Regions from separate parts of the Homo sapiens genome. Here region 1 is linked to region 2. A link is an interaction called in ENCODE POLR2A ChIA-PET data of the cell type or tissue named here. Cell type or tissue: IMR-90. All regions are shown on one strand. Links, peaks and the distances in the headings refer to the core of each region. The heading gives the core; the rest is flanking DNA.

What was found. ChIA-PET counts read pairs that join two places held together with the same protein. Peaks named below come from ENCODE experiments on the same cell type or tissue, not always from the same donor. Only the 100,000 strongest peaks of a DNase experiment are listed, where the experiment ranks them.
Region 1: POLR2A ChIA-PET joins it to region 2 with 5 read pairs; 2 of 35 experiments call an interaction of 5 or more read pairs at or near these places.

Annotation. Positions count from the first base shown.
Region 1 is chr9:137,754,561-137,761,676 of GRCh38, reverse strand. It overlaps EHMT1 (euchromatic histone lysine methyltransferase 1), which reads right to left. Exons shown (of 27, transcript NM_024757.5): 9 at 3,666-3,797. Among named protein-coding and RNA genes, the nearest start is that of MIR602, 80 kb to the left of the region's middle. RefSeq lists enhancers at 305-454, 2,445-2,614, 3,491-3,710, 3,383-3,884. In IMR-90, for the core only: no CTCF peak of the experiment used is centred there; a DNase peak (open chromatin) is centred at 3,816; H3K27ac peaks cover 624 bases.
Region 2 is chr9:137,921,276-137,929,835 of GRCh38, reverse strand. All of the region lies in intron 6 of CACNA1B (calcium voltage-gated channel subunit alpha1 B), which reads right to left. Among named protein-coding and RNA genes, the nearest start is that of CACNA1B-AS1, 22 kb to the left of the region's middle. In IMR-90, for the core only: no CTCF peak of the experiment used is centred there; no DNase peak of the experiment used is centred there.

The DNA.
Region 1 (7,116 bases), core at 1,890-6,889, 170 kb after region 2:
GACCCTCCTGGACAACATGGTGAAACCCCGTCTCTACTAAAAAAAAAAATACAAAAATTAGCTGGGCATGGGGCACATGCCTGTAATCCCAGCTACTCAGGAGGCTGAGGCAGGAGAATCACTTGAACCAGGGAGTCGGAGGTTGTAGTGAGCTGAGATTGTGCCACTGCACTCCAGTCTGGCAACAGAGTGAGACTCCGTCTCAAAAAAAAACATTAACTCTTGTTTTCACATCTAAAAATATAGTGTTAAAGTAAATTAAAATGGAGACCAAGACTAAAGAATCCTTGAACAGACAAAGCCAGTTGAGCCAAGGAGGCCATCTTGACCTTGCTTGATTTGAAAACAAAGGATATCTTGGGCTACTTTTGGCAAATGCCTATAGTAAAGAAAAATAAAACTTAAGCTCTACCATTCAGAAGCAGCCAACCAATCTCTAGAACTAGGGACTTTCCAGCAGGGACAGAACAAACGAGGAAACTGCGTCATGAACCAGTGGGGTGTTTTCCTGGCTTTACTCCCACGTTCACCCTAAAAATCCTTCCCCTCGTGTTTCCTCAGTGCAGCTCCCAACGTGCTTCTGGTTTGGAGCTGCCTCGTTCATGAATCGCTGCTCAAGGAAACCCTTTAAAAGCTGCACTGTGCCTTAGTGCATCTTTTTATTTTTTCTGAGCCAGAGTCTCGCTCTGTCGCCCAGGCTGGAGTGCAGTGGTGCGATCTCAGCTCACTGCAAGCTCTGCCCCCAGGTTCAAGCCATTCTCCCGCCTCAGCCTCCCAAGTAGCTGGGACTACAGGCGCCCGCCACCACGCCTGGCTAATTTTTTGTATTTCAGTAGAGACGGGGTTTCACTGTGTTAGCCAGGATGGTCTCGATCTCCTGACCTTGTGATCTGCCCACCTCGGCCTCCCAAAGTGCTGGGATTACAGGCCTGAGCCGCCCTGCCAGCCTCTTAGTGCATCTTTTACCAACACCCATGCTGAGTCACCACAGCCGCTTCTGTCTGTCTCTAGCCCATTTGGAATCTGATATTGGTCACGGCCAGGAGAGAATCCAAATCTGTGCAAAGAGCCAAAAAGCACGTGAACGGTCCACGCTGCCGTCAAGGACTCTGTGCAGGAGGCACTTCCTAATCATGTGCTGCCCGAGGTCCCAGCCTCGCCTCTGGATCACCCAAACCCCTAAAGACCAGGAAAACGATGAAGTGAAACTTGAATTCAAATCACTACAAGTTTAAAGCTGGGGGGGTCTCTGAGATGATCCTGCTCAGCAACCTGATTTTTAAAAGGAGAAAACACACACAAACCCCACAACGCTGTGAGATAACTGTCCTACCACAGCACTGGCCAACAGCAGCCAAGAGGCTGCAGTGAGATAGGTAAGAACCCAGGGCCTACACGCTTGGATAACAATGCAGTGGCTCAGACACCTCCGTGGAGGTGGAGTGTTTCTGTTCCCACAGTGGAACTACCAGGGACATCAAACGAACTGACTGAAGCAAGCCTCAAGCAATCAACCTCCGCCAAGCTCTGCCTCTCCCGCCCTAGCCCACGTTGCCATGGTTACCGACTCCTGGCCCCTCCCAGGCTCAGACCCTCTGCCTCCTGTTGCTGCTGGGTGACATCGCCATTCAGCCTCAATAAGGCAGGCCCAAGAGCAAGGCAACGGGGAAAGAGACGAATGCATACGGAGAGGACTTCTCATCTTCATATTCTCCTTGGCCCAAGGCTCAAGCCTGGACCCCCTGACCCACAACCAGCGGCATCACCTGCCCCCACTGACCCGCTCAGCACACTCCACAGGCCGATGGCGCCTGTCCCATCTGAAACACACACCACCCAGGTCTCCCAGAGCCCCAGACGCCATCCAGCGCCACTTGACCACTGCCTCCCTCTGGGGTCCCGGGCCACACGGCCAGCACCAGCACAGTGGGCGCACCGCCTGTCTCTTCTACACACTGATGATCTACATCAAGAGCATGACTGAACAGGCCAATCGCTGACTGACCAATCGGCGCTGATCAAACACAGGGAAATCAATTCTGGGAGGCAGTTTACAAAATGTCACACAAGCTGAGGAGCCTCTACTCCCTGCCATTTCTCCTCCGGCTTTGTGTTGGCTCTCGCCCTTTGGCCCTGATGCTCGGCACCATCCTTCCTTTAGAGCTACCTTCCCCCGACCTCACCAGAGACAGCAGGCGCACACTGACAGGTGGAACGGCCTTCATGTGCCAGCTCCCGGTCTCCTGCCACTCAGCATGCCCAAGGCCACCACAGCAGGAGTCGATTTGACAAAATGAAATACTATTTACTCCTTAAAACCAAGTAACTTCCTGAGACCTCCAAATCTAAAAGCAAGTTTAGAGAACTGAAACACCCAGTGTTATACTCGGAAAGCATGGGGTGACCATGCGAAGGACTTCGTGATGCTTGAGGGGGTTCTGCTCCATTTGGTGCAAGAAGAGGAAAAAATATCATCGTTTCCATGACGGACTAGGCTAAGATTTCTTTTGTTGTTGTTGCTGCTGTTGTTGTTTTTTGTTTTTTTTTTAATTGAGACGGAGTCTCGCTGTCGCCCAGGCTGGAGTGCAGTGGTGCCATCTCGGCTCATTGCAAGCTCTGCTTCCTGGGTTCACACCATTCTCCTGCCTCAGCCTCCCGAGTAGCTGGGACTATAGGCGCCCGCCACTACGCCCGGCTAATTTTTTGTATTTTTAGTAGAGACGGGGTTTCATCATGTCAGCCAGGATGGTCTCGATCTCCTGACCTCGTGATCTGCCCACCTCGGCCTCCCAAAGTGCTGGGATTACAGGTGTGAGCCACCGCGCCCAGCCGGACTAGCCTAAGATTTCTATCTTAAGCTAAAGATGTGATTTCCTAGGTGAATTACATAGGTGACTCAAACCTCCCTCAGTGTTCAAAACCCTAAAAAGCTAGCTATTTGTCATTTTTAAATGGCCCATTAAGCCCCCTGCAGTGGTCTGCAATGCCACACCAGTAAGATCTGTGGGGAATGTAAATAAGATTTGCATTTCCTCCACATCATGCTTCGAATAAATCTTCCCAAATAATCAAATAGGTATTAGCTACTTTTCACTCATATAAGGTTTCTAAGTTGCTTAAAAAGAGAAAAAACTGATAGAAAGTGTGAGAACGGACAACTTCTGGCACAACAACTCCCAACAGAAGCTGCTGATTCACCTGTGATTTAGAGGTACAAAAATACACTAAATACGAATATTCCATTACAGAACGTATGTCAGAACTCTCAGCTCAACACTGACCAGGGACATATTTCAGCCAATCAGAGACACCTTATTCAACAGTACGTCCCCGTGTGTCCTGAGATGCCACCAGGGAGGGCGTCTGGCCGTGGGCAATCCTCCACGGAGCACGCCTGACCCACGGAGGGAGATGACCGCCACGCTGGGCCATGCTTGGGCTTCGCCAGTTGACTCTTAGAGGGTTTCCGTAATGTCTCTTTCTTCACTTGAACACCGGGACACAGCAAACGCACCCCATCCTGTCTACACCTCAGCTGGAAGTGATGCAGTTAACCCGATCTTCTACTAGTGTCCACCAAGGGGCATCATGCTAATACAGAGGAAGGAGCCCAGAAGACAAAGGACCAAGATGGTGCCCGGTCTAAGTTACACCACCACATTCACCTTCTGCTTGTGAAGACAGAATTCCTTTGACTCGGAGATCCAGGGAGTCCAGAGAAACTTCCATGTACCCTGTGCTGTCTCCTGGTGCCGTCTGCTCAGCGCTTCCTGCAGATGACTTATACGACTCAGAACCTAGGTATGAAAGGCACACACATCAGACACCACGCACCCAGGCGGCCGCACCCACCCAGACGCACAGGGCAGCAAGGCTGGGGCCCCAGGAAATGGACTACTTCTAATTAATCCATTCAAAACCACAAGTTGAAACCCACTATGGTTTAGACCATTCCAGTTTCACTATCATTTTCTCTCCCGCATATTATTTTGCTAATTCCCCCTTTTAGACATAATATTCATGGGGGAGGAGAGAAGCTGTATAGACAAAAACAAAGGCACCAACATGTCAGCACATCTTTCTCTGTAACTACACCAACTACATAAAAGCTATCAAATGATCAAAGAAACAGATAAAAACATGGTAGTCATATGTTGTAGATTATTTTTAAATAAAACAGAAAAATCTAACTTGCAGATTTGAAAGATCAGATGTAAAGTAGCTAAAGAGATGGCCCAAGGTGCCATGTTGCAGGCAAATCTGTGTCAGAGAGAAAGCAATGACCTCCCGGGCGTCCTGGCTGAAATCCAGGGAGGCTCCCGGAAAGGATCAGTGTCGACTCCAGTAAACACGGGAGGCTCACGACACCCACAGAAGGTGCCAGGGAGCAGGGTGCTGTGAGAAGGACCGGTGTCCCCTGGCTGGCAGCGAGGGCAGTGGGGGGTGCAAACACTTCTGTGGGCTTCCCTGCCCTCAAGGACACACGAGTGGTGGCCAGGCCAGCCTGTCCACACTTCCCAGGAGGGCCGGAGAAAGATATATAAAATTGGGTGTTTGTAATCACAAGGGCATTCACTGAGGAGGCCTATGAAAGTGTGTACCTGTACCAGGTAATATCTAACTCCGGCCAAGGGCAGATGGTCACATTTCACAGCCAAGCTTCTAGGGACTAGTCACCAATCTTATTTCAATGACTGGAAATAAATGAACACTAGCACAGAGAGGTATGGTAACCAGTCTTTTCATTCAAGCCACATGCTCCACCTAGATCTTAGACAGACAGGAAAAGTCAACCACCTTTGAGAAATCACCATCATCAACTTGAAGAACAGGAGTACACTTTGTATAGTTTTAAACGAAAAGAAGATTTAAATAAAAAATTCATAAAGAAATAAAATTCAAACTCCTCTGTGAATATTTAAAAGCACACATTTTGCACATTACAGCCAAGATGACAAAGATGAAATCTCTACCCCAAAAACAACTTTTAGTCTTGGCTCTAAAATGCTTTTGTTGGCCAACAGTAAAAGCCACATCTGGTGTTATGATCTGAATCAATAAACTGAGGTGAAGAGAAACGTAACTGAAGCACCACATGCAGCTCCCGGGGGGCTCACACGTCCTCCACCCTCAAACGCCAGGAGCCTCCATGGTGACTGCCTCACGCCCCAGGTCTCCCGCAACCCTCTCTTTTCAGGGGATGACGCCTCCCCAACATCCAGTTAACAGAGGTACTCTACATTGGGGAATCTAGATTAGCCAAAATCACTGTGAATAAGAACAAAGTGCTGCCACTCGGTGACACTGGTATAAGGATAAACAAATAAATAAATGAAACAGACCAGAATGTCCAGGAACAGCCCACACACTGAATGTCAACAGGTGGAGAAAAATCAACTCAAGCAGCAGTGCCTATGGCAGCTGCACACCCACTGCCAAGAAGGGGCCTGCGCCACAGCTCACTCAAACATCAGTGCAAAATGAACCGACAGGCAAGCGCGGAGCCTGCAGATGCCAAGAAGAAAACAAGGGACAAAACCTCTGTGACCTGGGTCTGTCAAAGATTTCTTAGAGCACAAAAGCATGAACCCCCCAAGTAAAATAACTCGTAACTTGGACTTCAAGAAAACCTTAAAAACGTTTGCTCTTCTAAATACAGCATTAGGAAAATGAAAAGGCAGGTCAGAGACTAGGTACAAATACATGCAAAACATCCACCTGATAAAAGACTTGTCTCCAGAATATGTTAAAAACTCTTTTAACCCAATGAGAAGAAAAACAACCAGATTTTAAAAGTGAGCAAAAGATGTGAACAGACACGTTTCAAAAAAACTAAATGAAGGCTAAAATGTACAATCTCATTACTCATTAGGTAACAGCATTGAAACTACAGTAAAACACCACTGCACACCCACAGATCCACTGGAATTAAAAAGACTAACCCTAACAAGTGCTGGCGTGGACAGAGGGGAACTGGAATGCTTGTGTGTTGTCTGGACCTAAAACAGGACGAGTGCTTGGAAAACAGCTTGGCAGCTTCCTGAAGAGCTGAACACACGCCACTCTACTCAGCCATTCCACTCCCAGATACCTAACCAAGATCTAGGGAAGCACCTGTTCAAAAAAGATTTGCACACAAATGTTCACGGCCACTTAATTTCTAGCAGCCAAGGCTGGAAAGAGCCCAAAGCCCATGGACGGATGAATGGACAGATAAGACTGTGGGGCAGCCACACAATGGGACACTTCTCAGCAATGGACAGAAACAAACTCCTGGCCATTCGACAGCCTGGCAACTCAAAACAATTATACTCAGAGAAGCCAGATGAAAAACAACCACACAGTTCCATCTATATAAAATTCTACAGAACACTAACCAATACATGGAAACAGAGCAGACCAGGGGCTGCCTGGGAGCAGGGAAGGGAGGCAGGGAAGGGGCCAGGTTATCAAAGGGCAGGAGGGACCCGGGGTGACAGAGGAGCTCATGGCACTGATCATCTGACTGTGGTGATGGATTCAAGGTCATAAGCATGTTAAAACTTGTCAAATTGTGTAATTTATTTCTGTGCATTTTATTGGATGCCAGGTGCACCTCGGTTAAGCTGGAAACAAAAACGGCCCTTGGCACCCTAAACCTGCTGCATCCCTTCTGGGTTTGAGGAGATTTCCTTCCTACATTCACGTTGTGATTCACAAAGTTCCTCTGGAACAGGGGACTCTGACCGAGGCACAGGTGCCTCACTGAGGGGCCGCTTCCTGCACACAACGTGGGAGCTGCCCATGCAGGCCACAGGTTCCAGTCACCCATGCGGGCAGCAAATGATTCACCTCGGTTCAACATTCAACAATGAAGTTGGGGCCGGGCGCAGTGGCTCACACCTGTAATCCCAGCACTTTGGGAGGCCAAAACGGGCAGATCGCTTGAGCTCAGGAGTTCGAGACCAGCCTGGCCAACATAGCAAAACCCCATCTCTACCAAAAAAACACAAAAAAATAAGCTGGGCATGATGGCACACGCCTATAGTCCCAGCTTCTTGGGGAGATGAGGTAGGATGATCGCCTGAGCCCAGAAGGTGGAAGCTGCAGTGAGCTGAGATCGTGCCACTGCGCTCC
Region 2 (8,560 bases), core at 1,888-6,887:
CAAAAAATTTAAAAATTAGCCAGGCTTGGCAGTGTGCACCTGTGGTCTTGGCTACTCTCCCAAGCTGAGGTGGGAGGATTACTTGAGCCCAGGAAATTGAGGCTACAGTGAGCTATGACCATGCCCCTGTACTCCAGCCTGAGTGACACAGTAAGACCCTGTCCCAAAAATAAAAATAAGTCACTTTAGAAATGCAAGTCAAAACTGAACAGAAATACCACTTCATGCCCACTAAGATGGTGAAAATTGTCTTATTTTTTAGTTTTATTATTACTGTTTTAAAGACAGGGTCTCCCTCTGTTACACAGGCTAGAGTGCAGTGGCGCTATCCTGGCTCACTGCAGCCTCCAGCTCCTGGGCTCAAGTGATCCTCCCACCTCAGTCTCCCGAGTAGCTGGAACTACAGGCACACACCACCATGCCTGGCTAACTTTTTAATGTTTTTGTAGAGACAGGGTCTTGCTATGGTGCCCAGGCTGGTCTCAAATTCTTGGGCTCAAGTGATCCTCCCACCTCAGCCTCCCAAAGTGCTGGGATTATAGGCATAAACCACCACTCCTGGCCTGATGGTTAAAATTTCAGACAGACAACAAATGCTGGTAAGGATGCAGAGAAACTGGAGCCCTTGTGCACTGCTGGTATAAATATAAAATGGTACTGCCACTATGGAAAACAGTTTGGTGGTTCCTCAAATGGTTAAACACAGAGTTCTATGATCCAGTAATTCCAATCCTAGGTCCATACCCAAGAGAAATGAAAACATATTCCTTGCAAAAACTTGTGCAAGAATGTTCATAGCAGCATTAGTCATAATTTTTAAAAGTGGAAATATCTAAATGTCCATCAACTCATGAAATATAAATAAAATATGCTATAAATACACAACAAAATCATACTTGACAAAAAAATACCAATACTTGCTTCATCGTGGATGTAAAAACACAAAAGGCCACCGATTGTATGATTCCATTTATATAAAATGTCTGGAATAGACAAATCTACAGAGACAGAAAGGTTAGTGCTTGCCAGAGGCTGTGGGAATAAGGAAATAGGGACTGATGGCTCATGGATACAGGGCTTCTTTTTTGGTTAATGAAAATGCTTAAAATTAGATAACAATGATGGCTGCACAACTTTTTGAACATACAAAAAACTCTGAACTGTAAACTGTAAACTTTAAAATGGTGAATTTTATGGTACACAGATTATATTGCAGCAAAAGTGTTATTTAAAAAAAAGATCTCCAAAAAGAAATTTCTAAGCCCAGAGAGTTTCACAGTAGAATCCTACCAAACGTTTTTAAAAGACATAACACATTTCTATACAATCTCTTCCAGAAAACAGAGGAGGAATAAATACTTCCTGATTTATTTTATGAAGCTTGTGTTACCTTGATACCAAAACCAGACAAAGGCAATACAAAAAAAGGAAAATCATAGGCCAGGCACGGTGGGGCTCACGCCTGTAATCCCAGCACTTTGGGAGGTTGAAGCAGGCAGATCACAAAGTCAAGAGATCGAGACCATCCAGGCCAACATGGTGAAACACTGTCTCTACTAAAATACAAAAAATTAGCCAGGCGTGGTGGTGGGTGCCTGTAGTCCCACCTACTTGGGAGGCTAAGGCAGGGGAATCCCTTGAACCTTGGAGGCGGAGATTGCAGTGAGCCAAGATCACAACACTGCACACCAGCCTGGTGACACAGCAAGACTCCGTCTCAACAACAACAACAAAAAAAGACAAGAAAATTACAGATCAAAATCCCTCATGAATATAAGTGTAAGACTCCTTAGTAAAAATGCTAACAAATACAATTCAGCAACACATAAAGAGAATTAGGTACCATGACCATGTGGGATTTATTCTGGGAATGCAAGGCTGGTTCAATATTCAAAAATCAATGTAATTCACCATATTAACAGACTAAAGAAGAAAACTCACATGATCATATCAGTGCAGAAAACACATGTGACAAAATTCAACACCCATTCAAAACAAAAACTCTCAGAAAAGTAAGAATAGAATAGAGTAGAACTGCCCCAACTTGATAAACAGCATCTACCTCAAAAGAAAAAACAACAACTCAACCGTACAGCTAACATTATACTTAATTGTGATAGATCAAATGCTTTTTCCTAAGATTGGGAGCATGGCAAATATGTCAGCTCTCGCCATTCTTACTCAACATAATGCTGAAGTTTCTAGCCAGTGCCATAAGGCTACGCACATAGATCGAGATACGCAGACCAAGGGGATAGAATACAGAGTCCCAAAATAAACTCTTGCATATATGGCCAAATGATTTTTGACAAGAGCGTCAAGACCATTTTATGGTAAAAGGACAGTCTTTTCAGCAAATCCGAGGTGGGCGGATCACCTGAGGTCGGGAGTTCAAGACCAGTCTGACCAACATGGAGAAACCCCGTCTCTACTAAAAATACAAAAATTAGACAGGCGTAATGGCAGATGCCTGTAATCCCAGCTACTCAGGAGGCTGAGGCAGGAGAATCACTTGAACCCAGGAGGCGGGTTCCATTGCACTCCAGCCTGGGCAACAAGAACAAAACTCTGTCTCAAAAAAAAAAAAAAAGAAGAAGAAAGCTGGATCCTTATCTAACACCATATACAAAAATTAAATAAAAAATGGATCAAAGACCTGAATGTGAGACCTAAAAAAAGTAAAACTCTTAAAAGAAAACATAGGTCAAAAGCTTCACAATATTAGATTTGACAGCGACTTCTTGGATATGACATCAAAGGTAAAGGCAACAAAAGAAAAAACAGACAAACTAGACTGCATGAAAATTTTAAAATGTTGTGCATCAAATGACACCATCAATTCAGTAAAAAGGGCACACATAGAATGGGAGAAAATCGTAAATCATATATCTGAAAAGGATTATACTCAGAATATACAGAGAATGCCTAAAACTCAACAACAACCAAAACAACAGATTCAAAAATGGGCAAGGAACTCCAACAGACATTTCTTCAAAGAAGACATGCAAATGGCCAATAAGTGCAAGAAAAAATGCTCAACATCACTAATCATTAAAGAAATGCAAATCAAAACTACAAGCAGATACCACCTCACATACATTAAAATGGCTACTATCAAAAACACAGAAATTAACAAGTATTGGTGAGGATGTGCAGAAATGGAAATGCATGTGTATTCCCACCAAAAGGTGGGAATGTCAAATGGTACAACTATTGTGCAAAACGATACAGCAGTTCCTCATGAACTTAAAAATGTAATTATCATATGATCCCTCAATTCCACTTCTGGGTATATACCCAAAAGAATTGAAAGCAAGGTCTCAAAGAGATATTTATACAACCATGTTCATGGCAGCACTCTTCGTAAGAGTTAAAACATGGAAGCAACCCAATGGTCCATTGACAGAGGAATGGATAAGCAAAATGTCATACAATGGAATATTACTCAGCCTTAAGAAGGAAGGAGGTGGCTGGGCGCAGTGGCTTACACCTGTAATCCCAGCACTTTGGGAGGCTGAGGCAGGTGGATCACGAGGTCAGGAGTTCAAGACCAGCCTGGCCAAGATAGTGAAACCCCATCTCTACTAAAAATACAAAAATTAGCTGGGCACTGTGGCAGGTGCCTGTAATCCCAGCTACTCGGGAGGCTGAGGCAGGAGAATCGCTTGAATCCAGGGGGCAGAGCTTGCAAGTGAGCCAAGATAGTGCCACTATACTCCAGCCTGGGCGACAGAGTGAGACTCCGTCTCAAAAAAAAAAAAAAAAAAGAAAGGAAAAAAGGAAGCCAGGTACAGTGGCTCACGCCTGTAATCCCAGCAATTTGGAAGGCCGAGGTGGGCGGATCATGAGGTCAGGAGATCAAGACCATCCTGGCCAACATGGCGAAATCCCGTCTCTACTAAAAAAAAAAAAAAAAAATGCAAAACTTAGCTGGGCATGGTGGCGCGTGCCTGTAGTCCCAGCTACTCCGGAGGCTGAGGTAGGAGAATGGCATGAACCTGGGAGGGGGAGCTTGCAGTGAGCCGAGATTGCACCACTGCACTCCAGCCTGGGCGACAGAGCAAGACTCCATCTCAAAAAAAAAAAAATGGTTACGATGGTAAATTTTATGTTATCGGTATTTTAGCACAATAAAAAAAAAAGCAGATCCAAAAGAAGAAATAAACTGTTTCTGTTTGCAAATTGTATGATTATCAACATAGAAGATCCCAAGGAATCTACAAAAAAATCTCCCAGAACTAATAAGGGAGTTGGTAAGGTTGAATGATCAAGATCAACATACAAAAGTCCATTGTATTTCTATATACTAGCAATGAACACATGGACACTGAAATTTAAAATACAATACCATTTTCTAATGGGAACAACATAGCAAAGGTTGCTGCCTAGGTGTTAGAACACCACACCCAAAACGTGGCCAGAGATAAGAACTTAGAGGCATCTCTCCCACCTAGCAGACTACACATTTCTGCTGCCTCCTTTAAACAGACCATTCAGGCATTCGCCCACAAATTTAAAGGGACCCACACCCTATTCCCTAGCATGGCCAGTTGCCTCCCCCTATACCTCTCTGACTCTTCATTACTGCCTCAGATAACCTGGGGAGGGAGGATGGCGCTCCCCACTCACGGTGCCCTCCCTGCCGATCTGTAGGTAATACATCGTTGAACTTATTTCCTGTTGTGGTGGTGACTGAATGTGTGCCTTCCATCTGAAGAACCAGGGCTACCCTTGGCCAGGTTTTCCCTGGGGAACTAGGATGGGCTCCCAACACTGCAATGCTGGTCAGGCACAAACCAGACACGGGTCGGACAAGAGCCACAAGGATGTCTGCCAGTATAAACAAGCTTCCTGTATCAGGAACCCCCTGGTCACAGGCGGGACAACCAGGCACTGGCTGCCTGCCAAGTAATCCAAGTATCCCATGAAGGGTACACTGTCAACACCAAGGTCCGCTTCCTTTCATCCCCTGTGAGGGCAGGGTTGCTGGACACTCTAGTACTAGAACACCAGTTTCTCCAGGGGTGCTCAAAACACATTAGAATCATTCAAAGAAAATAAGAAAACATAATAGCTACAAATCTAACAAAATGTATATTGTATGCTGAAAACTACAAAATGCTAATGAAAGAAATCAAACATGATCTAAATATATGAAGAGAAATAACATGTTCTGATTGGACATGGAACATCCAACATAGTAATGATGTCAATTCTCCCAAACTGAATAACATGGAAAGAATCAGTCTAACCTGACTTCAAAACATATAGGTAACTACAATAAGCAAGACTACGTGGTATTGGCAGAGAGAAAGACACGTGGACCTGAAATAGACCCACATAAATATGTCCAGCTGATTTCTGGCAAAGGTACAAAGGCAATTCAATGGAGGAAATACAGCCTTTTCAACAAGGGGTGTTGGAGCTACAGGAAGGAAGGGAGGGAGGGAAGGAAGGAGGAGGGGAAAGAGGGAGGGAAGGAGGGAGGGAAGGAGGAAGGAAGGGAGGGAGGAAGGAAAGAAGGAAGGAAGGAAGGCAGGCAGGCAAAAACCTCACACTTTTATTAACCTAAAATAGATTGTAAACTTACATGTAAAATATAAAACAATACAACTTTTAGAAAAAAAAAAAGAAAATCTTCAGGATTCAGGACTAGGCAGAGTTCTTACAGTTGACACCAAAAGCCCAATCCACAAAAGGATAAATTGATAAACTGGACTCGATCAAATTTTAAAAACATTTGTTCCATGAAAGACCAGGTGAAAAGTATGAAAAGATAAGCTACTGACTAGGAGAAAATATTTGCAAACCATATATATGACAAAGAACCAGTTCCTAGAATATATAAAGAACAATTCAAACAGAACATGGGCAAAAGATGTGAAGAGACGTTTCACCAAAGATACACAGATGGCAAATAAGTCCAGAAAGATGCTCAACACCACTCACTGTTAGGACATGCGAATTAAAACCAGTGATGTGTCACTATACCCCTATCAGAATGGCTAAAATAAAAAAGTGTCACCACCAAACACTGGCCAGAATGCACAAAAACTGAACTATTCACACACCACTGGTGGAAATGTAAAAGAGTGTAGCCCTCTGGAAAAGCTTTGGTTTCTTAAAAAACTAAGCATGCAACTACTATACCTAGAAATTTGCACTCTTTGGCATTTATCCCAGAGAAATGAAAACTTATGTTTGCACAAAAATGTGTACAGCAACTCTATTCATAATAACCCCAAATTGGAAGCTTCCACAGGTGAACGGTTAAACAAGCCATGGTACAGCCATAGCACGGAATACTACCTGGCACCACGGAATACCACCTGGCACCAGGGAATACCACCTGGCACCACGGAATACTACCTGGCACCACGGAATACCACCTGGAGCCACGGAATACCACCTGGAGCCATGGAATACTACCTGGCACCACGGAATACCACCTGGTGCCACGGAATACCACCTGGAGCCACGGAATACTACCTGGCACCACGGAATACCACCTGGAGCCACGGAATACTACCTGGCACCATGGAATACCACCTGGCACCATGGAATACCACCTGGCACCACGGAATACCACCTGGCACCATGGAATACCACCTGGCACCACGGAATACCACCTGGCACCACGGAATACCACCTGGCACCACGGAATACTACCTGGCACCACAAATTGACACCTGGCACCACTCAATACTACCTGGCAGTAAAAGGAAACATGCTACCAACACCTGGGTGAACCTCCAGAGAATTTTGTTTGAGTGAAAGCAGCCAGTACCAAAAGGTTACATTTGGTGTGGTTTTGTCCACGTAACATTCTCAAAATGACTAAATTATAGATATGGCAAACAGATTAGTGGTTGCCGGGGATTAAGGAGGGGGCGAGGGCAGGAGAGATGCGGGTGTGACCACAAAAGGGCAGCAGGAGGGACCCCTGCAGGGATGGAGATGCTCTACGTCTTCACTGTGTCAACATCATTGATACTGATGTATCAACATCAATATCCTAACTGTGACCCTGACTATAGTTTTGCAGGTTGTCACCACTGGGAGAAAAGGGTAAAGGATGCATGAGCTATTTCTGTATTTCTCACTACTGCATGTGAATCTACAATTATCTTAAATTAAAAGTTTAATTTTTTAAAAGCCCATTCCCTTAACCCCTGTCTCCCTGCAGTTACTTCCCACTGCTCTGCTCCCTCCAAGAGTCATCTGCGGTTGCCACCCTGATTTCCTCACCTCCTCCTCCCTGTAACCCACGCATTCCAGGGCGTTGTCCCACCACTGAGACCGCCCTTGCCAAGTTTACCAACAACCTTCCTCTTATCAAACGCAACAGTCCGGGCTTCCCATCTTCCTTGACCTCCAGCAACATCTGGCCCAGCTGATCATGTTCTCCGAACGCTTTACTCTGCTCCCAGGATGCTGTGTGGTGTGGTGTTGATCATGTTCTCCGAACGCTTTACTCTGCTCCCAGGATGCTGTGTGATCGCGGTGCTGATCATGTTCTCCGAGCACTTTATTCTGCTCCCAGGATGCTGTGCGGTCGTGGTGCTGATCATGTTCTCCGAACGCTTTACTCTGCTCCCAGGATGCTTTGCGGTCGTGGTGCTGATCATGTTCTCCGAACGCTTTACTCTGCTCCCAGGATGCTGTGCGGTGTGGTGTTGATCATGTTCTCCGAGCACTTTACTCTGCTCCCAGGATGCTGTGTGATCGCGGTGCTGATCATGTTCTCCGAACGCTTTACTCTGCTCCCAGGATGCTGTGCGGTCGTGGTGCTGATCATGTTCTCCGAATGCTTTATTCTGCTCCCAGGATGCTGTGCGGTCGCGGTGCTGATCGTGTTCTCCGAACACTTTACTCTGCTCCCAGGATGCTGTGCGGTCGTGGTGCTGACCATGTTCTCCGAACGCTTTACTCTGCTCCCAGGATGCTGCGCGGCTGCAGTGCTGATCATGTTCTCCAAACACTTTACTCTGCTCCCAGGATGCTGTGCGGTCGTGGTGCTGATCGTGTTCTCCGAACGCTTTACTCTGCTCCCAGGACGCTGTGTGATCGCGGTACTGATCGTGTTCTCCGAACGCTTTACTCTGCTCCCAGGATGCTGTGCGGTCGTGGTGCTGATCGTGTTCTCCGAACGCTTTACTCTGCTCCCAGGATGCTGTGCGGTCGTGGTGCTGATCAGGTTCTCCGAACGCTTTACTCTGCTCCCAGGATGCTGTGCGGTCGTGGTGTTGATCATGTTCTCCGAACGCTTTACTCTGCTCCCAGGATGCTGTGCGGTCACGGTGCTGATGGTGTTCTCCGAACGCTTTACTCTGCTCCCAGGATGCTGCGCGGCTGCAGTGCTGATCATGTTCTCCGAACACTTTACTCTGCTCCCAGGATGCTGTGCGGTCGTGGTGCTGACCATGTTCTCCGAACGCTTTACTCTGCTCCCAGGATGCTGCGCGGCCGTGGTGCTGACCATGTTCTCCGAACGCTTTACTCTGCTCCCAGGATGCTGCGCGGCCGTGGTGCTGACCATGTTCTCCGAACGCTTTACTCT